Linked DNA regions of Homo sapiens: regions 2 and 3 are each linked to region 1. Evidence: chromatin loops called from intact Hi-C (ENCODE). Cell type or tissue: endothelial cell of umbilical vein. All regions are shown on one strand.

What was found. A loop is a pair of places that touch in the nucleus more often than their neighbours do. Peaks named below come from ENCODE experiments on the same cell type or tissue, not always from the same donor. Only the 100,000 strongest peaks of a DNase experiment are listed, where the experiment ranks them.
Region 2: a loop joins it to region 1, with 4 times the contacts of the local background. A loop is called at or near these places in 2 of 110 quality-filtered maps.
Region 3: a loop joins it to region 1, with 5 times the contacts of the local background. A loop is called at or near these places in 9 of 110 quality-filtered maps.

The regions. Positions count from the first base shown.
Region 1 is chr6:112,248,918-112,256,917 of GRCh38, forward strand. It overlaps LAMA4 (laminin subunit alpha 4), which reads right to left and starts at 5,650. Exons shown (of 39, transcript NM_001105206.3): 1 at 5,542-5,650; 2 at 5,039-5,374. The coding sequence starts at 5,233. The region is part of intron 2 of LAMA4-AS1 (LAMA4 antisense RNA 1); the gene reads left to right. In endothelial cell of umbilical vein, no CTCF peak of the experiment used is centred here; DNase peaks (open chromatin) are centred at 784, 2,834, 4,254, 5,694 and 1 weaker place; H3K4me3 peaks cover 4,536 bases; H3K27ac peaks cover 6,198 bases.
Region 2 is chr6:112,367,938-112,375,937 of GRCh38, forward strand. No RefSeq gene overlaps it. Among named protein-coding and RNA genes, the nearest start is that of RFPL4B, 25 kb to the left of the region's middle. In endothelial cell of umbilical vein, a CTCF peak has its summit at 4,474 (motif pointing left); a DNase peak (open chromatin) is centred at 4,474; H3K27me3 peaks cover 1,449 bases.
Region 3 is chr6:112,308,670-112,316,669 of GRCh38, forward strand. No RefSeq gene overlaps it. Among named protein-coding and RNA genes, the nearest start is that of RFPL4B, 35 kb to the right of the region's middle. In endothelial cell of umbilical vein, a CTCF peak has its summit at 3,468 (motif pointing left); a DNase peak (open chromatin) is centred at 3,482.

The sequences.
Region 1 (8,000 bases):
GTAAAATGGGTATAATTTTCACTATTTAGTATTAAGACAATTCATGGAGGTTGATGGGACATAGTAGAAGTCAACAAGTATTAGTTTTTTTCTTTCTTACGTGAGTAGTTTTAAAAAGTAGTCATTAGGCTAGACGGAGAAGGGAAGTTATCTCAACTTTTTGTAACTTATGCTACTCATCTAACAAGCACTGCAAAAATGGTCTTTAAATTGCATTTTATATTTCTTCATTTAAAGAAATTCCCAGCAGGGTGCGGTGGCTCACGCCTGTAATCCCAGCACTTTGGGAGGCCGAGGCGGGTGGATCATAAGGTCAGGTGATAGAGACTATCTTGGCCAACATGGTGAAACCCTGTCTCTACTAAAATACGAAAAATTAGTTGGGCGTTGTGGCATGTGCCTGTAATCCCAGCTACTTGGGAGGCTGAGGCAGGGGAATCGCTTTAACTCAGGAGGCAGGGGTTGCAGTGAGCTGAGATCAAGCCACTGCACTCCAGACAGGCAATAGAGCAAGACTCTGTTTCAAAAAAAAAAAAAAAAAAAAAAAAAAGGAATTCCCAAAACTTTGACTAGAAGTATTCCTATATATATTTCTATTTACCTAATCACCTCTTCCTAGCTACTTTTGCACAGTTGAACTGCTTTTATAAACTCCTTCCTAGCTGTGCTGCTTACAAGCAGGGGCCTGGGCAAATGCTCTGTGCCTCGGTTTCTATGTGTATCAAATGAGATAATAACGATACCAGTCACATTGATTTGTCATGAAAGTTACTGGAAATTACTCATGGGAAGTGTTTACATCAGTATCGGCATGTGGTAAGTACTCAACGAGTATCAGCTATGAGCCATACTATTATTGCTATTACCACCACTGCTATATTCCAGTTCTTCTAAAATAAGGTTTTTGAAGCCTATTTTGGTGTTTGGCAAGTAAGTTTTGTGCCCTACTGGTCTAGCACAGGAATAATACTTTTTTCACATTACCTCCATGGCACTTACCTTGTAGCCACTCTTATAGAATGTTAGTACATTGTTCTGTATATAATGGCCACTTATTTTTTTTCTCTCTTCAATTGCTCACCCCTGAGGGCAAAGATGAGACTATACCTTCTTTCTATTGCTCCTTGTACCTATTTTATTGCTCTTTCGAGGTAAGGCTCCAAACCAGCTTGTTGGGTGAATAAATGAATGAAATAATGACTGCATGTAAGGGGTTCAGATTACCTAATTGAATTGTTGGAACAGCAATGTAGAGTGATAACCCAGGCTAGCAACTGGAGGTCTTAGTGTGATCTCAAGGGACCTTTTTCAAAGCAAGTGACCAAGATAAGAAAAAAGAAAGCAGATGGTTAAAGAGATCTAAAATGTTTTTATTAAACATTCTGCAATCTTTTAATGGCAGGACCCTAACAATGTGCTGGGACATGGGGTCACGTATCAACAAGGAAAAAAGTCAAGAGGAAAAGTCCCTCAGAGTTAGTCTGCTTTATAGAGTTTCTTTTTAGCAAGTCAGTTTTTCCAGTGTAAGGTATGTTCATGGGCACTGATCTTCTTGGAGTGAAGTTAACACAACAATAATGACAACAATAGCAAAACTGAGGTTTCTAGGAGAGAAATTCCTCTTTTCCCCTCTGAGGGGCAACTCATTGACAACTCAATGTTGTCAATTGTATCCCTTATTCTATCATTTATCTGTGAAAGCCAGTAATAGCACCGTCACCTCCTCCACCACCTTCCACCTTGCCCTGTCAGAAGAGTCCTTGCCTTCTCAGTTTCTCAGTCTCTGTGTGGCTTCTTTCCAGCCACACAATGTAACCTCCAACCTCATGTTCTTGACCTTGTTTAGTTCCTACTTCTTTTTGATGGACAAGAATCTCATTCTTCCTAAGGACATTCTGTTACTGGCTTCTTGTGGGGGTGTTCCCATCTTCATTCCTGCCCCCACACCAGTTCTTTTCCATATCTACCATATCTATATTGGTCAAGAAGAGTTTGGCCTAGTTTTTCCTGCTATAGTGTGTGTGGTGGAATGAATAGACTTTCTTTTCCTTAATGTGAAATATTAGAATACTGATTATCATTATTGAAACTGCCCAGTCTTCCCTTTTGAGAATCACCTGTTGAGAATCACTGTTCTCACCATAAACTCAGCAATAAAGGACTCAGTAGATTAAGTGTCAAGAAGCAAAGGTGGGAAAATCCTCCCCACAACTAGTACGGAGTTACCCACAGGTGCTCTTCTTTTCAAATACTTTGCATCTGGGGGGAAGCTTTGGCTTGTTTTACAAGGAAAAGAGGAGACTTCCTTTTTGGTCAGCCAACAATCTCTATCCTTTTATTCCGTGCATATTTCATGTATTTGTTCCCCAGCTCACATGGAGCAATACAGCATGCCAGAGTTTGTGTCTTGGGCCAAGTACTCAGGGATGGAGAGTCCACAAGCTGGGCTATTGAAGAGCTTAGGAGAACCTCAGGAAGGCCTTCAGCCAAGCACCTCCCACTGCTCCATGCTTGCCTTAATATTTTTCTTCATTCCCTCTGAAGGAGAATTGCAGAATAACCATTCATATAAATCCAAGTAAAGAGAATGTATTTTTAGAATATCTTCCCATCCACACATTGAACCTCTCCCATGAATAATGTGTCCGTGTTCTCTTTCTCTCTCCACATATACACAAATACAGTCTCCTGAGCCAACCCAGTAAAGTGTTTGTACCATGTTATTAAGTCTCCGGAATGTATTTGGTTTAAGGTCTGGTTACTGCTATAAAGAGCATGGGAAACCTGATGGTGGGGCGTTGGGATCGCCATGGGACCGCAGGCTAACTGGAGGCATTATGTGAAACTATGCAGTGGGAACATAATTACCTCAATCTCACCCTTTCTACACCATATACTTTGACCTTCCTGGAATGACTAATATCTTCTTTCTGTTTTTCAAAACTGAAGGCCTCCACTGGCATTCTGAACCTATTAGACTCTGACATTACTACAAATTTAATTCACTACGTGACATTTTTTTTCCAGCTGGAAGAATATAGATAAACAGATATAATAATATTAAGTAAAAGAAAACCATAAACATAAGGTTCTAAGGAATATTCTCAAATAAGGGTTTCTTTTAATCTGATCATCATCCACATTTTTTATAGTAACAATTGTAACAACTCTTGGCATATATAGGGCATTTATACTATGTCAAGCACTATGCTAAGCACTCTATTTTATCTAATTTCATTACAATAAAAGTATGAGGTATGAAGCAGGCATCAATAAATTCTGTCAGTATCAGTTTATCTGCAGTCTGGGGATCTGTAACTTGACCAAGGTCAAAGAGCTTGAAATTTCAACTTGGGACCATCAGACTGAAAACCTGCAATCTGAAACACTTTGCTGTGCTGCCTTCCTATTATTTCACCAAACATATGAGCACATAAGAAATTTCCTAGGGTCTTAGCATTAATTTTAAGGTTCTCTAAAACTCAAAAAATTACTTTCCTATTTTTTTTGTGGGATGAGAGTTACAAAAAACAGTTGTATATGGCTTGTCTCTTTAGACCTAACAGATACAAATACAGGATGCCCGGATAAATTTGAATTTCAGATGAACAATGAAAACAAATTTTAATATAAATATGTCCTCTGCAGTATTTGGGATGTGATCAAAATTCATTCATTATTTATCTGAAATTCACATTTGAGTGTCCTGCAATTTATCTGCCAATTTTACTCTTAAGTAAAATTAAGCATTTCATTCAGGGACTTTACGTGCTCAAAGCAACAGGTGGAGATAATGCTTCCCTGGGGTTAATTCCAAGCCTGTAGAGAAGCAAAGCCTTCCCATTGCATGAAGTCCCTCCTGGTCTGGCTTCTCCCCAAGTTTCTGGGTATGAAGTTGACCAGAAGCCATGCTCCCTCTTTTTCATGGAGGCTACATTTTATACCACAGTGAGAGGTTGGCATATTCTGACCCTGTCCACTCTCTTTTTTGGGGCAATGTGGGTAGGGCTTACTCTGAAGAAGGACCATGTTCATGCACCTTATTTTTAATCATCAATAATTAATAACTATAATTGTACTAACAATTAACAGAATTCATAGCAATAATCCATGCATCAGTGATGTTAGAAATGGTGTCAATCCACATAACTGTTTTAGTTGTACAGTTGCTGTAACCATAGCTATAGAGTGTGGTGTTTGTTTTGCTAGGTCAATTGCTCCTTCCTTTCCCATGAACTTAGGTGACTTTATTTTCCTCCCTCTTAGCATGTCCCATGCAATGGGCATGCTGTTGTCTGTTTCAGTTCAGGGGTTCTTAAATCACTTGTTCTGGATTCATTCTCCTTTACCAGACCTCTACATTCTGGTTTTGTTTCCAACTTAAAAGCTATTGTAAGGTATTCAAACAGCAGCTCTTTGAATAAACATATTATCAATAGCATATCCTGAGGCTTGATTTTAATGGAAACATCTTGTTTCTGGAATACAATGGCTCGTTTCTACTTAAGATACCCTCTCAGCAGTTGTCTAACAGCTCCTTTCATGACCAGCCACTCTCACTCACCCCCTCACCTTCCCTGCTGCAGAAGACTTCTTGTCTAATATGAGACAAAAAGATCCTGCAGTAGTGTTCCCACTGTCCTAACAGCACAGAGGAGCAGGAAGCCAGTGACAGGGCACACACGTTAAGTGCCGTGGCTTGACAAAATGACTACTGGGACACGCAAGTGGCAGAAGTCACCGATGTGCTGCTGCAGTCCCCGGTGAGAGTCTAGCGGATGAACTCAGAGCACCAACACATGCACTCTCACCCCTTTGAGCAGACACATTCCGAAGCCTCAACTTTCAACTCTCAACATCCAAATGCAACTTACAAAGGAAAACTCTTTATTTCAAGTTTCCGAACTGACCTAGCCCAGGTGAAACTCTCAAGGCACTGGGGAGAGGAAAGAGGCGGAGAGAGAGAGAAGGACGAGTGTGGCACAGCCCGCGGGGGCGCAGGTGCCCCAGCAGGGTGGCAATGGCAGGGACACTGTACCTCGGCCGCAGGCGGCAGGCGTCCCAGAGCCACGCGGGGTTCGCTCGTCTCAGGCGGGTCTTGCCTGCCAACCGCTGAGCTCCCTTCAATGTCAAAAGGAAAAGCGTTGTCGTCCCCGGACGCGGCGCGGGAGCAGGCAGCGCTCCAGAGGAGCCACAGAGGCAGAACCGAGCGCCAGGCTGAGCTCAAAGCCATTTCTCCGCTGACATCCAGTAGTGCTCTTCCAGGGCTCGGGCGCTGTGGGTCTCCGTAGGTCTCCCGCGTGGTGCGGCGGTGCCTCGCTTATTTTCCCTCCTCTCCGTGTGCAGTATCCCGAGGTGGCTGCGCAACCAGCAGCTTAGGAAATAAAGGGAAAGTGCGAGAGTAAGGGAGAGTTCCAGCCTCTCTCTCCCTCTCTCTCTCTCCCCTTCTCCCCCTCTCTCTCCCTCTCCCTCTCCCTCTTTCACTTTTTCTCCTTCCCGCAGAGGTTCTGGCTCAAGAACCTACAGATGGACGGAGCTTACAGTACGGCATCAAAAGGCAGACGGATTGGGGTGAGCCCCGCCAGCGCTAGGCCACCTCCTCTCCCTGGCCGTTCGGGACTGGGGACTGCGCTGTCCTGGCTTCCTTCTCACATTCATTCTCACCACTCCCTTTTTACCTTCTACTCCCAGGCCCTCCCACTCTAAGCTGGCTTTTCAGACACTGAGGTCCGCCTTTCCCTGCGGTCTTCCCTCCCCTCTCAGTTTGGAGCCCCTCCAAGGGCTCCAGAAGAATATTCAGCTTTTGTGACGCTTCCTCACCACTCTTATTTATGTAGTCAAGGTACCGGATGTCTTATCTATATTTACATAGATATTTTATGTGGCCCCCGCTAGTTTGCAGGAAAGTGGGTGGAAAAGGGATTCCAGGGCAGGAACCAAAGGTAGATGATCTCTGAAGGCAGAGGGTCAGGGTGCCCACTTTCTTGAGCAAGGTTTCTCGGGTTTTTTCTGGGGGATAGACTGTTGCACTCTTTGTGCTAATATCTTCTCTTCAGATTCACTGGCCACCCCTCTTCCTCCCTCCAGTCCTCACCCAGAGGGCTTGGGAGAAGAATATCTTTCACTGCAGCGCTGGAAAATGACTTCATTACCCAAATGCATGAACTTTTATTTACAAAGACCATCTTGTTTTCATCCTAAAGAGGTGCTTTGTAAGGGGCCCGGAACAAGGCTTGCAGTGTATGAGCCTGTCAAGTATACTGCCTACAGCCCCGGCCTCTTCCTCTTGGCCTGTAATCTCATGCCTACTACATCTGTCTGAATCATGTAACCTTTCCAAGACTTCAGGGTGAAGTTGGGCTACAGCTATGTCAGGGGTGCCCCTGTGGATGGGATAGTGTCTGCAACAGCTGATAGGTACCTTTGTTTACATTGGCTTCATAACGAGCTCTAAACATTTCCACAAGATCCAACCATGGTTTAAAAATGGTCAGATGAGACAACCATAAAATGACACCCAGGTAAGCTTCCAGGTGAAATAAAGCATTTTTGTATAACCTAATCATAAAATAAATAAATAAAGCCTTTCCATAAAACCTAATCATTAGCTCCATTTCATAGAACAAAAGTCATTTTATCTAAGTGTAAGCAAAACCATTTATTTTGCACCTAACATGTGCCAGATACTTGGCATATGCTATTTGTAAACCTCAGCATTCCTGCAAAGTAGTACCATTATTTTCCTTTTACAGAAGAAGAAAGTGAGGTTCAGAGAGACTAGGACATTTGCCCAAGGTCGCACAGCTGGTGGAAAGCAGAGATGGGGTTTGGATCCAGGCCTCACTGATTCCAAAGCTCTCTTTTACATCTGTATACACGACACTGCAACTTTAAAATAAAGAGTATGAATTCAGAGGTGAAGGAAATGGACACTTTTATTTTTTGAGTGCCTCCCATGTGCAAAAAAATCACATAAATTGTCTCATTTAGGGCTGGGCGTGGTGGCTCATGCCTGTAATCCCAGCACTTTGGGAGGCCAAGGTGGGTGGATCATGAGGTCAGGAGTTCGATACCAGCCTGGCCAACATGGTGAAACCCCGTCTCTACTAAAAATACAAAATTTAGCCAGGCATGGTGGGAGGCGCCTGTAGTCCCAGCTACTCGGGAGGCTGAGGCAGGAGAATTGCTTGAACCCGGGAGGTGGAGGTTGCAGTGAGCAGAGATTTTACCACTGACTCCAGCCTGGGTGACAGAGAAAGACTCCAGCTCAAAAAAAAAAAAAAAAAAAAAAAAAAAAATTGTCTCATTTAATTTCATCTTTATGATAATCTCATGAAGTAGGGATTGTCATACACATTTGGCCATGGGTAAGTGGTAAAATTACTACTATAGCCCAGGTAAATCTGATGGTAAGATCTTTGATTTTAAATGATAAAATTGTATGATACAAAAGAACCAAAGCCAAAGGAAGCAAAAATAATTCCTATAGGTTTTAAAGTGATATTTTGATTTTAAAATATTAAAATAGTATTGCAAGGGACTATTAAGCTAAATTATGATACTCTTCTTTTACATAGACTTGTTAACCTACTAAATTAAGTGGGAGAAGTTAAAAACATGTTTGGTTTAGTTGAGAGACTGATATTGGGAAAAAAGATAGCCAGACTCTGAGACAAAACAGATTATGCTCAGTTATACTGACCCAGTCACCCTTTAAAAGAACATTAAATAATAATAATATTAATTATATATGATGTATATTAAATATTCTGACTTCAGATACAGATCTCTTCAGCTCACCAAAACTCATATATTTGTTTTCTGAAGGATTTCATCTTGTTCTTTACTAGCTGCCAATTAATCACACACTTTTTAATTTAATCTGGGCCCTCTTCTGTCTGCCTGCCCAGTGCTGGTAGGAGTGTATTCGTCCAAGACCTATGGACTTCTTATTTTTGGTTAAATATGTGCTCCCAGCTCTTCCTCTTCATCTTCTTTCT
Region 2 (8,000 bases), 120 kb after region 1:
GAGGATGTGAGGTGAGGAAGAAACCCCCTTTACAGGGACCTTCTCTCTTTGGCCAGAACTGGCCTCCCTTGTGGAAGGAGGGGAAAAAGTGATTTCAAATGCTTTTGAGTATTAATCCCAATGTCCAGTTACAAAATCTGTAACTTATCTGGGAATTACCTTTAAGTGCATCATACTTATATAAGTAAAGTATATAAAAGAAACATAAAAAAATTGGAGGTAAATCATGTTCATGGATGGGATAATTTAATATTTTAAATATTTAAGGCAGTTGAATTAAAATCCCAGTAAACTTTTTTTTTTTTTGCGTTTGCATCTTCACTAGCTGATTTCCAGATGAACATAGATGAATGAATGTGTATAAATAGCTAAGCTAATTTAGAAAATGAGGAGTAGTAAGGGGGCAAAAAATTATCTGAGTTTAATTTATTATTCAAAGAAATAGAAATGAAAAAAATACACATAAATACACTTAGAATTTGATCTTTGGAAAATGAATGAGTTACTTAATAAATAGTGTTGGGAGACTTGGACAGAATATAAAGTATGGAATAGGAGGAAAAATTAAGTTAGAGAAGCAGGTAGATTTAAAAAATTAAATTTGAAAGCTAAAACTGTAAAGCTAATAGAAGAAAATTCAGAAATTTTTCTTTGTGATTGGGCATGTAGATAGATTCTAAAATAAATCCATCAGATAGAGTGACCTTGGACCATAAATAAATAATAAATCCTTCAAGTATAAACTATAAAGAGAAAAATTAATATATTTCATTACATCAGAATGAACTGTTACCTGGCTACCCTAACTTCTAGAGTCTGGAAAGGTGGCATTTTAGCTTTCTAGTCAGTACTTAATAAAGGACAATCAAAAACACCACAAACAAAATTTAGGAATGGGGTTTCATTTGGAGAAAATGAAAACAAAACTTAGGATAAGTGACAGTTTGAGAGAAGATCTATAATATATTTATCACCAAGAAATAATTAATATTTAGAATAATAAAATAAATTTTTGTAAATAAGCAAGAAAAAAACAACATAAAAAGTCAAAGATTATGATTAAGACATACCCTAATGGCTGACAAATGACATGCAAAAATGAGTTGTTTAACTTCATTTTAATCAACAAAATATAACTTAAAACTCTGAGATACTGCTTACTGAAGTGCAAAAAATTAGAACATTGCATATCAAATGCTGGTGGGACTATGGAGAGATGGGAAACCTCGTGTACTGCTGGGAGATATGGACTGGTATGGTCACCTTAGAAAGCTATAAAGCAGTACTTAGTGGAATTGATTCATTACTCTGTAGACCCTAAACACTATAGAAATTCTCACAAGCATGCACCAGAGATATTTAAGAGGATGTTTATCTCAGCATTATTTGTGCTAGCAAAGAACCAGGGGATACTTAGGCTAAATTTAGATTATACAGCAGTCACAAGAAATGAACAAAGTAGATATTTAGCCACATGAACAGATCTCGAAAACATAATTTTTGTAGTCTAGCACTATTTATGTAAATTACATGTACACAAATATTAATGTTCATATTTTAAAGACATTCACAGATATAGAAATATATATATTGGAGGTTGAAGGTACAAATAAAAATATTGGAGGTTGAAGGTACAAATATGAAATACTTTAGGTTGGGAGCCTGTGGAGGGGAAGAGAAATTGGATTGTATAAGATGGAGATAAAAATAAGATAAGAAACAAAGATAATGTGTCATGAATTGATGGCATGATTAATCCCATTAATCCCATTCTACCCATCTGACATGCCTACAATAAACAAGCTTATAAATCCACCAGCTTCTCTTGAGAAATAGGAAGATTTGACCACGTAAGATCTGGTATGGTGGAAGCCAGGAGGTGAGACAGATGTGGAGCAAGGCTTTGCAGCTCCCCTCCCCGTTGTCTATCACCAGTCAATGGAAGACAAGTTTATTGGTCTCTGGTTTCTGTAAGCATTTGTACTAAGGCCTCTGCTCTACAGAGGTGTGAAAACTTTATTCCAGAGGGGGTTTCAGGAGTAGGTGACCTCATGGGCATGGACCAGTTTCATAAGCCTAATGGAGTGAATTCATTTATCCTAAAAGCTGTTGCTATGCTGTTAAGTTGCCTGGGCTGAGAACCCCAAAGACAGAGCCATTCAGAAATTTTATAGGCACTGAAGTCAATATTCACCCTAGGCAGGACTCCCCCTGAAGATCCAAATAGATTAAGGGAAATAATTCTAAATGAAGTCCATAAGGAAACTTTTATAAGAGTGTAATATCTTCTTCCATCATGAATAATTCAGTTAAGAGACCTATGAAGAGCACACCTCTTTTCCCCTTTGACCGTTCTGCTATTGGAAATGGTCGAACTTTCAGTCCCTGATTAAAGTTTTCAATTTACCCCACTGAAAATGTGCCAATTAATTCTGACGCCTGTAGGCCCATGTCAGAAAGTAGCAGCTTTTCCAGTCACGACCTTGTTTGGTTAAAATGCTAAGAATGTTCTATTTTAGAATAGCTAATAACTTGAGACCACCTTCCAAAATAGACTCTTTGGGATGAAGTAAGAGAAATAATCTCAAAACAGCTTAAAAAAGATATTTTCTTTTTGAAAGAAAAGGGTTTGTCTGTAAGCCATAGGTGAAATAAGGTTAGTTACTACATTCATCACTGATGTATAACAGGTGGAAAAAGATTAAGAGAGCTTCAATAAAAGTGCTTACTTAGGGCAAAGGAAAGTCAAAGCAAACACAGGACCCCTCCATACATTGGTCATCTGTAGAGAATGTGTATTACTTTTCATAGGGCAGTATTAGCAAGAACAGTGAATCTAATGGACTTCACCTTATTGAATATCTTCTTTGTTAACAGAGACTAACAGCCAAGGCCCATTTTGCCAGAGTGTGTTAATATATTTTTTTTTAATGCTGTGCTTGATAATGTAAAAAAAAATAAATAAAAAATAAGTCTGCATTTAGCTATGTGTAGCTGTGGTCATATTATGGACTTGTGCCATGTTAGGGGAACCATTTTCTGAATTTCAACCCACTTTGCTGCCACCCAGGAGAGCAGTGACGTCAATATGCACTGGAGGTTAACATGCTTTGCAATAAACACTCACCATCATGACCCAATCCTGGTGAGCACCAGTTACTCCACATTGATAGCTGAAGGACTGAATTTGAAAGTCTGCTCTTACGTTACTAAAAACACATGGCTTCTAATATGAGGCAGTTTATTGCCAGTGGTGGTGTAGAATGATATAAAATGCAGACAAGCACCCAGATTTCAGGACTATGTATCATCATTCCCCGAAATGAACCAGTTCTCCCTTGAGGGGAGCGACTGCTTAACTTGGGCAGGAAGAGCAAGATAGATCTGGAACATCTTAGCTGAATGGGAGTGATGATGATACTTTCAGAAATTTCTGGGGTAGTGTTAAGAGGTGAAAAGAGGTCAGCCTTATAAAAATGAATAAGTGGCGACAAATGAAAGTCAACTATTACCACAATGTGAAACAGGTTGAGTTTAAACAGGAGCCTTGGTTTTATATATATATATCTCACACAAAATACAACAACAAAAACAACAGGTGTCTTGGCATGTGCTAAGAGGCTATGGAAAGACAATTGTATTAAACACAAGCATGCATTTTCAGCTGAAGAAAATATAATATATGGAATGAGGATATTGTGAGGATTATACTAAAATTGCTATTGGGAAAACGTTTTTGTTCATTTACTTAATAATGAATATCAGTAATCTCAGATGTCCAACTTTGGATTTGCCCCTTCCCACTCTCCTTATGAAAGTTTGCATGGGGTAACAGGTAACTCTGATCTGATGTTAAAGCCTCCACTGTTGGGTTGGCCATAACCTGACAGTTAACAGCTTCCCCTACTGATTCTTCATTGACAAGGAAGCCTGCTTGGAGTTAACAAGCTCATGGGAACAACTACCCTCCTCTGATATAGTAGCAAAGAGACAAGCGCTACTATAAAAAGGGCCAAGCTTCTTTGGTCAAACAGGGTTTTGCATAGCATGTCATAGCTATTCTGTCTGGTTACTATCCTGAGGTGCATCTCTTCCCCTCCATCTTTTCTCCAAGAAGCTTGGTTGTAGTGGGGAGTGTGTGTGTGCATGTGTGTGTATGTGTGTGTGTGTGTGTGTGCAGAAAGCACAGACCATAGTGCATATGGTGCCAGCCACATTCATCCTAAGGTTGAGAATTCCAGATGAAGAAATTATTCTGCCACTGGACTAATGGTAGATAGTTGTTGCTACTTCCATTTTTGTCCACTAGACCCACTAAATATGACTTTTCTGGCTATTATTTTTCTTGAAATCTAATGTTGAGGACTTAATATAGTGGAGCATTTGAATAGATTGACTTTAATATTACTATTTAGGAGTCATCTTCAATAATTTGGAAAGAAATAGTGCACCCTCTAGTGAACATTTTAAGGACTAGCATAGACCACTGTGCAAAACAGGTTGCATTTGGGTCAGTTAATGGGGAGTAACGTTACACATCCTTGGCACCCTTTAGTCTGTAGCTTACTGGTTGCCGTCTTTGTGGTAACATGAGGAGTATGAAGGACTAACCACAGGACCAGAAGACAACAATGGTTGGAAGAGGGGAGTGTGTATGTAGAATGTAGTAGAGTCCTTGCTGCTTCACTCTACTGCCCTTTGCAGAGTGTAGGAAGAATAGGGCAAAGTTTTGCAGGGAATTTGGAGAGACACTCTCACAGAAAAGAAAATCGGAGCATCTGGGTATCATGACATGGAAATATAAAAACGTGAAAAAAACCTGTGATCGTGAAATTAGAAAAATTATTTTAATTCTTATTAGACTAAAGTCACTTGGCATACAGAGAATTGGCTAAGTTGTGAAAAGCAGGAAGAAATTTTGCTCTTGAAATCCTATGATTTTGTCTTCACCGACCCCAGTCAATTAACTTTGGGAAGACTGTGGAATGGCAATATTTCCATGGAATGAGATAGAAAGTGTGATGGATAAAAGTGGCAGTATGGTTACCTAATATCCTAAAAGCCATTACTAGCAGATATTATTCTTTTCTATTTTTTAATTTTTTGAAGTAATGTTTCTTTTGACAATGTCCAAGTATCAATTTTTTTAAAATTCAGACAGATGTAATATATATGAACTAGGTTAAAAGTGTGCTCCGAAGGTAATAAAAATAGATCAATTGTTAGAAATAATAAACCCCATATATATAATTTGAATTGTTTGATTTGCAATGTATGTTTATTTATATTTTGAAACTAGTAAGGGCCTTTTTACTTTGTTCTTGTGTGACATTTCTGATGGGCTTGCCAGCAATTTGTTATTTTTGAAATCATGGTTACTTGCTCCAAACCTCCAAACAAGAATCTTTGTGAATTTGATTTATTAGAAAAGTTTTTGACTATATATACTTTGCAATTTATTTGGTTTTCTCTTAAAGCAAAATGTAAGATTAAACAGAACTCTATGCTATAAGGTTAAACATATAATTATATAGTATTTTTAAACAATCAAGTACTTTATATAAATTAGATGTAATAACTTTTAAAGAAATGTTATCCTGAAAGTGATTTTCTGTGACTTTGCCAGGAATTCACTGGGAAAGGGCACTAAAGAGGAAGTGTGCTCAGAAATCGAGATAGCCAGAGATTCTTTTTAATCAAAGGTACGTAGAAGCTCACCAGTTGCCCCAGAGACAGAAGTGAAAATCTTGCTAGACCACAGTAAAAGTTGGCTCAAATCTTCTCTAGGGTGAGAGGGAGAAACACACACAGGGGGATACCTAGTAGCGTTGGTAAAGTTCCAAATGGAATTAAATAAACTGGCCCTTTGAAATCAGAATCACAAATTAAATTATGCATTTTGGTTTTGTTTGGACATTTCCATACTGACTGATTGCTTTTCTTTTAAAGGACTCTTTTTTGGTGGAGGGGGTGAATTTAAACTGAGAAATTGTATATACTTGCTGGCAAGCTGCAGCTTCACTAACCATGTAACGCTAAATTTTGTGGGATGGAGGCATGGAGGTATACAGCCCAGTGACTCCCAGACTTAGTGAGCTTAAATGTTATGTGGAAAGACTGTCACAGATGTGTAGGCATCAAGCCCAGGGGTTCGGATTCAGTAGTTCTGAGAGGGGGATGAGAAGGCATCATTTTAAACAAGAACCCCAACCCCAGGTGACTTGGAAGCAACTGGTCTAGGGATTATCACTGAGAGAAACACCAGCTGACCTGAGGTCAATAATGTGGAGGTGTGCAACCATTTATAAATGAATTTATTGAGAAAAGTTCAGTGATAGTTATTTCTGAGAAGTCTGCACGTGTTTTGGAAAAATTGGGAGGTGGGCCAATGATGACTGAAATATAATTGCACTGGTATACAAATCTGAATGCATTACAAAATGCAGGCTCTTCAGGGCATGTGCTAGAGCCAGGGCAGAACTCCTCAGCCCCACTCTGCATTCTTGCAGCAGGGCTTCCATTCCTGCTCCTTCCTCTGCTGGGGATGCTCTTCTTCTTGTCCTCCTGACTTTCTCTAATCAGTCAGACTCTGCTATCTTGTCACCTCTCAGGAGCCTTCTATGAAACCATCAATAAAACTCCTTTCCCAGCCACTACCCTTCCCTTTTCCTACTTCATCTTTCTTTATAGCACTTGCAATTTGCTGAAATAATATTGTTGATCTGTTTACTTTTTTAGTGTTTCTTCTTTGAGACTAAACTCCAGGAGGTCAGGGATTTTGTTTGTTTCATGCGTAGCTGTATATCCAGCACCTAGAATTAAGTAGTGAAAGAAATCCAATTCCTTTTCCAATCAAAATTTAACTGGTTTTGTGGCCTATTTTCCAGGGGTTTGTGCTCTAATATGGGAGAATACACTGACTCCCTGAACAAGTCCATTCTTGAACCATGGGGAGTTCAGTGTTATGCCCATTTTCCCCAATGATTGAGAAACTTACTTTGATATTCCCTTTTACTCTTGATAGCTATCACTTTTTGAAAACTTGAGCTTGGTAATAGACAATGTATTTCTCACTGTCTTTAATACAATAGGTTAAAGATTAATGAATAAATATGGCATATCTTGAAATGAGATGTGTGTATTTAGCATTCATCTGAGTGTCACCACACAATGGTAGACGATGGATGGGATTAAGAGAGAATATTTGTCAGTGCTCATTCAGGAAAACAGCTCATGCCAACTAGTTCAATAGAAGGCATCCAATATGGGAAACTACAGCAGTGATGCAAGATCCAAAATGGCAGGAAGGGAAAAAAGAGGCATTCCCATTATTATCCACAGCAGGAATTTCCTACCAGCTTTAGAATGGAGGAAAGGGGGAAAAGGGAGGTAGTACGGCCAGAGTCTAGAGGGGCTGGGAGCACAGAAGGAGAGGCTGTCCAGAGGAATCTGGAAGTCCTGGAGGATGTCCAGCCACTTCTGAGGATGCCTCCAAAACAGAGAGGTAGGTGAAGAAATGCCCTGGCCTCTTCTTTTTTCACCCTCAAATATTCTGCCAGTGTTCCCACTGCCTGAACCCAATTACAAGGCAGTAGGAAATGGAATTTGCAGGGATCAGCCCAGGCCACTACAGAAGAGATTAGAGAAAGGGCTGGAATGGGTCCGAGAGCACACAAGGACAGAAGGAATTTGGAGAAGTGTAAATGATATAATCATCTTGGTTCAGGTTTGTGCTGCATATGAATTATTCTAACTGCGTGGTGTGAAGCTCACCATGTGATATAAAATTTCCTAAGATCCTGCCACAAAGCTGTCTTATTTGCATGAGTCCAAAAACTGCAGGCTAGAAAGGTGACTGAAAGTTACAAAATGGTTACATAAATGATCAGCAATCCACATGGGCTTGTTTTGGATTTAATACCATTATTTTTTATTTTATTATTTTAGTGCTACTGTTATACTGCATCAAACCTTGTTTTCCTGTGGGGTCTTTGGCTCCC
Region 3 (8,000 bases), 60 kb after region 1:
TCCCCAGTGAGGGACAAAGAAATGTGATGCAATAATGTCAGCTGGGGTCAGCCAGAGATGTGGCCAAATTTCTCAAGGAGCTTCCAGTGTCAAGAGCTGCTTCATGGAGGGAGCATGTTGGAGAAGGTGAAGCATGGTGGAGCCACAGACAAGCAGAGGGGGCTGTGCAGGAGAGGTCTGCAACCTCACTGTCCTGCCCCAATACTCAAGGAATAGCTCAGGGAAGAGGGAGGAAAGGGAAAGCATGTGATAAAGACTACACCCCTGGCTAGGGAAAGGGAAAGGAAGTTTTGAATGAGATACAACATGCAATCTAAATGAAACAAAGAGACTAAGAAAACATGGAATAGGGCTCAGGTGTTGTTAGGGAGGATTTGATCTGGGATTATTGGGGACAGTTATTGGAAGAAAATAAAATTTGTATTTATAGCTGAATGAATTGAGACTCTTTAATACCACCTCCCTGATTATAGTCCACTGTTCTTTCTGCCATATGGTGCTTTACCGCTGACGTTCTCTAAATGTCTTCACTCTCATAACCTCATCCTGTTCATAGCATCTTGAATATTTGATCCTACACCTCAATTTTACAAACTCTTGGAATTTGTGTCAAATCTTGCCTCTTCCCAGAAGTCTTCCTTAATAACCCCAGGTCCACATTCCTCCCTGTCTTTCCCCCATTGCCCTCCACCATTTCAGCATTTTCTAGAATCCATCCTTGCTTTTCATTCCAATCTTCCACGCCCTAGTTCAGGATCCCATCCAATCCTCCTTCTGCATGGTTGCCACACACTGCCTGAGGACAACTGGCTGAGGCCCTGCTGCATTTGGCAAGCCACCTGCTCTGAAACAGGGTGGTGTCAACCCAGAGGGGCACCATTTTCTCAATTGCCCAAGGGCTGTCTTAGTTCACCAGGTGTGCATGGGGTCCTGTAGGCTCAGAGGGAGTGTCTTTTCCTAAGTTGCACGAAGGTGACACTGTATTTCCTAACCACCTCGATCCCACCCCAGTCTCTTCTCATTTCAAGTTGTCCTATACATAGCTGACATTAATTTTTTTTTAAACTCAAGCAAATCTCCTTTTCTACGTAAAAGCCACACTCTAGGGCATCATCAATATCATGTGTATTGGGAACTGTCGAAGGGCTAGGATGAAACAGCCTGGATGTGGACTGTGAAGAGAAATAAAAAGCTTCCTAGCACCACGAATCTCAAACCTTCATGTGCACACAAATCACTATTGGATCTCATTAAAATGAAGATTCTGATTCAGAAGGTCTGAGTGAGACCTGAGATTCTGAATTTCTAGCAAGTGCCCAGGTGATGCTGAAGATGTTAGTCCAAGGACAACACTGTAAGTAGCAGTAAGTAACATTTAATTTAATACACTGTGAGTAGCATTTAATTTTCACAAAAATCCCTATAGGGTTATTATTATTATTATTGTTATTATTGCAATTTTTTAGAGACAAGTTCTTGCTCTCTTACCCAGGCTGCAATACAGTGGTATGATCCTGGGCTCAAGCTATCTGCCCTCCTGAGTAATTGGGACTATGAGTGGGCACCACCATGCCACCATGCCTGGCTAATTTTTTTATTTTTAATTTTTTGTAAAGATGGGGTCTCCCCGTGTTGCCCAGGATGGTCTTGAACTCCTGGGTTCAAGCAATTCATCTGCCTTGACCTCTCGAAGTGCTGGGATTATGGGAATAGGGATTTAAATTCATGTCTGCCTGATTGAAGACTCCTTTTTAGCCACTATGGTGTATTCCCTCTAGAAGGACTGGAGAGGAGAGAATGGACTTGAGGGAAGAATTTCATTCAGGAAGTAAAACAAGAAAACTTGGGGATGGGTTGGCCTTGATCTTCTCAGTGGAGTTGGTGAGAAGGTCACTTAGCTCTGGTGGTGGGAATGAAAGGCCTAAGTGATCTGGGGGAATTGGGGCTAGCTGCAGAGGGCCATGTGCTGGAGGAAGAGCAAAAAGGGCTGCCAGTAGAAGGGAGCGCCCAGATAAAGCTGGGAGGATTGAACTTGCCAAAGCACTAAATCAGTGGTTTCCAAACTTCACAGTAGAATCACTTGGGGATCTTTTAAAAGTTCAGGTTATTCCCCAGGCCAATTAAGTCACAATCTCAGGCAAGGACACAAACATCAATAATTTTTGAAGCTACCCAGTAATTCCAAAGTACAGATTATTTTGGGAACCAGTGCTGCAGATGATTAGGTTATAGTGTTAAAGGGGCAAATCTTGCATTATTTTAAATAACCCAAGGAGCATTGAATAATGGTTTTGGCATTTTGCATAGTTCGGAGTTTGGCAAACTTTTTCTGTATTAAGTCAAATGGAAAAAAAAAAAATTAAGCTTTGTGGGCCAAGAGGCAAAATTGAGAGTATCATGTAAGTACTTACATAATAGGAGAAGAAAACAGATTTCCACAAAATTTTTATTGATGAAATTTGAAACTTTATGAATACTGAACTTGGAATTTTATATAATTTTATGTGTTATAAAATGTTAGAATTCTTTTGATTTTTGCAGTCATTTAAAAATGTAAAAATAATTCTCAGCTTTCAGGCCGTACAAAAACAGGCAGTGGCTGGGTTTGGCCCCCACTATGTTATAATTTGCTGACTCCTAGTGTAGTTAGTGATATACCTTGTGATGAATCCAAAGAAGCCATCAAAAATATGCATCTCCATAAAAATAAATCAGCATTCAAATGAGTGCTTGATTGACCTACAACAAAACTGGCCTTTGAAAAAAATCATTGCATTTTCTATGGACAAAGTGCAAAATGAATGACAACACTTTGAGGCAAAGGCTACTTTAACTCATATTTCCATAATAAATAAAAAAATAGCTGGTTGAAAACATGGATGACCTACACAGAGTCTACTATATAGAGTACTGTTTTCTGTAAATAACTCAAAATACTTTCAAAATATCTTTTAAAAGTATAAATAGTATTTTGATTTATTTTGAAACCATTTTGGTGTTTCACCAGATGTCAGTTCTCCTCAAGGCCTCAAATTATTAAAGATTCCTAGCTGTTGAGTACAGCTCCCTTGCGTTTGTAATGTCTACATTTGGATACCAGGATTATAGGTTAAAAAAATGGCAATTTTCTGGAAATGTTGTTTATGTAATCAGGTGGATAATCTGAAATACTTTAGAGAGGCTATAGAAATCCCTCTACTGTCTTTGGGCATTTTACATCCAGAACCTTCTGAATTATTGCATTAATAACTTCAATAGTTTCTGATTAGCAAAAAGCACAGTGAGGAAAACAAAATTAAAGAGAAAAAGGAATTTTAGCACCTGCAGGTCTAAATATTGTATTTGTAATTTATTTACTAATGGATAGTTGTTTTTTTTTTCTCTTATGTATAGAAAATTTCGAATGGAACCAGAGGTTACCAGAAACGTGCCCCATTTGTAGTTTCTCTGCTTTGAGAATTTGCCAGGCGTTGAGGGGAGCCCTCTGCTGTTAGTTTTATTTATTACAGTAAAATTTGAATTACATTTGTTTTATGCCCTTCCTTGAACCTTCTCAGGTTTTTGATGTTTCTGTTATGATTGTACATTTTACATAACAAAGAAAACATAAATTCCACGATGCCAGTTGGCATAGTTAATAATCCATCAATTCTGCCCTTTTTGAACTATATCAGAGCATTGAAAAATCTGGCGGTTTCCAATTTCCATGTTAGAGTAGGGTTTTGACCTCTATTTCACTTTCAAATGGGTCTCCTTGGCAGAATAACTCGGCTTTCTCGATTAATTTTACTGTTCACCCCCTTAACAGTGAATATGGAGGTTTAAACCTGATGCTTTAGAAGGTAATTGTACAGTTTTCGGAGAGTCAGAGGAAACTGACTCTCCCCTGCTCCTTAATTGCCCTTGTTACATTCTCTCATCCACTAACTGTGAATGCTCCTTGAATCTTACTTCTAGGACCTCTAATTTTGTTGTTGTCATTGTTGTTATTTTTACATTTGTTGCATCTGTGGACTCATCTATTGTCACAATCCTAGTTATAATGTCTAAATTAGTAACCTCTTAAGCTGTGTTGTCTTGGAGACTAGGCAGGAAACAAACATTTATTGGGTGCCTGCTACTTGAGCACAGTGGTAACATATATATACATATATATACACATACATATATATACATATATACATACACATACATATATACATATATACATATACGTGTATATATACATATATACGTGTATATATAAATATATACGTGTATATATACATATATACGTGTATATATACATATATACGTATATATACAAGTATACATATGTGTGTGTAATATATAGAAAATATATACATAAATATAATATATAAGCATATATAGATGTATTTTATCTAGCCCTTTTTTCCAACTTTTTTTCCAAATACTATATGTCCCCACAGTTGTCTTGGTCATTTCCCTTCCTAAGCAAAACTCTCTCTTTGCCCATCTTCTTTTCCTGGCATCAGAGTATCTCCACTTCCTGGTGCTCAACACTTGGGAACAAGATTTTCAGCATTTCTGATTTGAAATTTACTTCTTTTATTGTCTCTTTTTTTTTATCCCCACTACCATCATAAAGGCCTCGTCACTTCACATCTGGATGGCTGTTTTCTCATTTTAACTATTTTTTCTGGCATCTTTTCCTTCTATCTGTTCAGCATGTACTCATCATACCCCTTTTTTTAAAGAACACTCTTTAATCATTTCCCTCTCCCTTGTAAAATAACTGCAATGCATCTCCATTGCTCAAAGGTTCAGTTTGAAAAATTTCACCCTGATATTCTAGGCCCTTCAAATCCTGATTTGATTTATCTAGCCTAATACCCTGCTCCTAACAATGCTTATTCCAATCAGGTCGGCCTCCTTCCTGCCCATACCAGGCTGGCACTCCTACCTCAGTACTTTCTCATCCTCTTCTGTCTGAAATGTTTTCTTTCTCTCTACCTGCCAATATCCAACTCCCATTTGAAATACAAATATTTCCATCAAATCTTCTTTAATAATCCAGCCAACATTGGTATAATCCTTTCTCAGTTACCTGTTTGGCGTTTATTATTAGTATGATGCATTATAGTATTTTATTGTATTTATGTATTAATCTTATTAGTATTTAATTTGTGTATATTCTCTTGAGTACTCTTAATTGTTCCTTCAGCTTATCCCAACTGTATGTTTCTGATGATAAGAATATAGTCTAGAATTTCACTCTGGGATACCATACTGGGTTTAGTCAATTAAGCTCTCTGAAATTAATTTTCTTCTTTTGTAAGATGGAGATAATAATACCCCTCTACTTGTCTCATTTTGACACTTGAGGTTAAAAATAGTATGAAGAAATGCTTCAAAGTTTTCAAACTAATTTATTACCATGGTGGTGATGATGATGATGATCCAGAATGTATTTTCCCCCTTGAGATACCACCTAATATAGGGTTGTAGGGGTGGAGAGGATATGATCTCTTTCCTCCTTATCATAAAGGGTCATGACTGACACCCCATAACAACAAAAAACAGGTTAATCAAAGAAAAGCATAACAAGTTTATTATAGTCCTATTATGTGCACACATGTGTATGGGAGTCATATAAAATATGAACTCAAGGAGGGACCAGATGGTTTAGGCTTAAGTGCCCTCTTCATAAGGGAGAGGGAAGTAAGATGTATCGGAGTAAGTGATTTTCAGGGGAAACAAAAGGCCCAGTGCTCAGACAATGGTCCACAGAAACAGCCTCTTAGGTAATCTCTTGAAGCTGCCTTCAGATGAATTGATGAAGTCTGTCTGGGTATGGTGATGACTCCCAGTCTTCTCTGTCCTCCAGTAGTTGATCTTTCCAGGTTATTTGATGAGATCTCTAGGGAATGAGTCTTGAGACAATTGCATTTCTTTTGGAAAGAAGCTTTCTTGGTCAGACAAGAAAATTTCAGAAAGAGTCCCTCATTGACTTGTAGGGTGAGGAAAAGACAAGGTTGAATGGACCTTGATTCTGAGGCAGCTTTTAAGGCCTCCCAGCAGGCCAAAGCACCAGTCTTTGGGGTATCACATTCTGAGGCCCAAAAGGGTCATAGAGTTCCTTTCTGAGGATAGAGGTTGTAACCAAAGATGGTCACTACCACCATGAGGAAGAAACATCATCTCTCTGAAGGCATATCTGATCTGCCAGAGTTCAAGATCAAAGTCAGTACCTTCACCTTAACTTTTACCCCCACCTGTAGCCTATGATGCTGCCAATTTCCCTTCACACAAAAGCTTGTGAACTATTGGTCTGCGCTTATTGCTTATACTCTTGCAATCTGGGGTCAAAGCTCACAAGTACAAGAAATTTCTTCTAAAAGTGCTCAAAGACATTCTAATTGTTTAATCAGGTAGCTGCTTTTTGGTCATCTTCCTAGACCTTTCTGCAGCATTAGATGTCATTAAGAAGAGTTGTAATATAAGGTTTTAAGGAAAAGAGAGATGTTTCAATGAAAGGGATAACAAAAGAAAAGACAGATTTGACTACGTTGCATTTCCCCAAACTTAGAACATATTTACTATGTGTTTGGCAGCCATATCACTATTTCTAACATTAAAAACTCTGAATAATACAGAAAAGGATAAACACTGTAATAGAAAAATCGGCAAATGTCATGAACATACAAATCACAGAAAAGACATAAATGCACATACAATATAATGTTCAACTTTAATAATTAAAAAGTATGTGGCCAGTTTTAGGTCCCACTTTTTTCTTTTGTAAATGTTTCAGGAGTATATTCAACTTCTTTTGAATAGTTTTCATAAAAAGTTCTGATTAACCTGCATGGAGTCCTTTTTCTTGAGCCCAAAATGGTGGATCATGCTCACTATGCTTGCTGGAATATGTCCACTGGGTACAAGTTTTCTTTTTTTTCCCCAAGAATGTGATGGAACACTTGTATCCTAGTAACAATCCAGATGATAGCACTATCTTGCAAAGACGTGTTTATATCAAGCTATGCTATGAATAAAGTATATATGCTCTCTCTCATTCAACAAAGAATAGAACCTAGGAGAGACAGACAAAATTGTGTTAGGTCTTGTTGAAAGAATGAGTAATGGGTTGTTTAGAAAGGCAAAGAATGGAACAATTATTTTCCATCTGAACATTGCTTATGTCAGTATTGCAGGTTTTTATCCTTGGTTCAAGGTTACAAATCTTCCTCGGGATACATCAGCTGCCAGACATAAAGTCATATGCCATGCTGCGAAGAGTTTTTTTTACAGACTTCAACCTGTCTCCCCATCCCACACCCAATATTAAAATATGCCCTTTGGGACATGAGTCTAGAAAAACATCCCTTCTTTTAGAGCTAATCATTACAAATGGAGCGAATATTGCAAAAATCCTACAAATGATCTCTTCTGCCCTTGCAACCAAGGCACTGTTACTGAGTGTAACATGCCATGCATGTTACATAAACAATTCATTTAACTTTGTGGGGCCTCTTCAGGATAGGATAGGATAGGTATTTTTTTTCTCACATTTTGCAGAGAAAAATTGGTGCCTCAGATAAAATAAATAACTCACTGAAGTTTATATGCTACTAAGAGGGCTACTCTCAATTGAATTCAGTTATACCTGACTCCAGAACCCCTGATTCTTACCTCATTTTATTCTGTGTGTTTCTTTCAAAATGTAACTTTCATACCATGTTCATTTTAAAATTAATGCAAGGCTTACCATGCTTCTTCAGTGGTATGGATTTGTATCCCATGTAAGATGCTTTGAAACTCTGTATATGGACACCATTCCTGATGGTTTCCACTTACCCTATAAAATGATCTACCTACTGCATCTGGAAGCACCTGGAAGTTCTTATCATGAGAAAGTTGAAGAATTCCCATTCTAAAATGAAAAATAAAACAGGCTGTTAGACCTCAAAACGCAGTGTGATATTAGAATTATTAATGGTCACAGCTAGATGATCTGATAAACGGGAAGTTTATGTTAT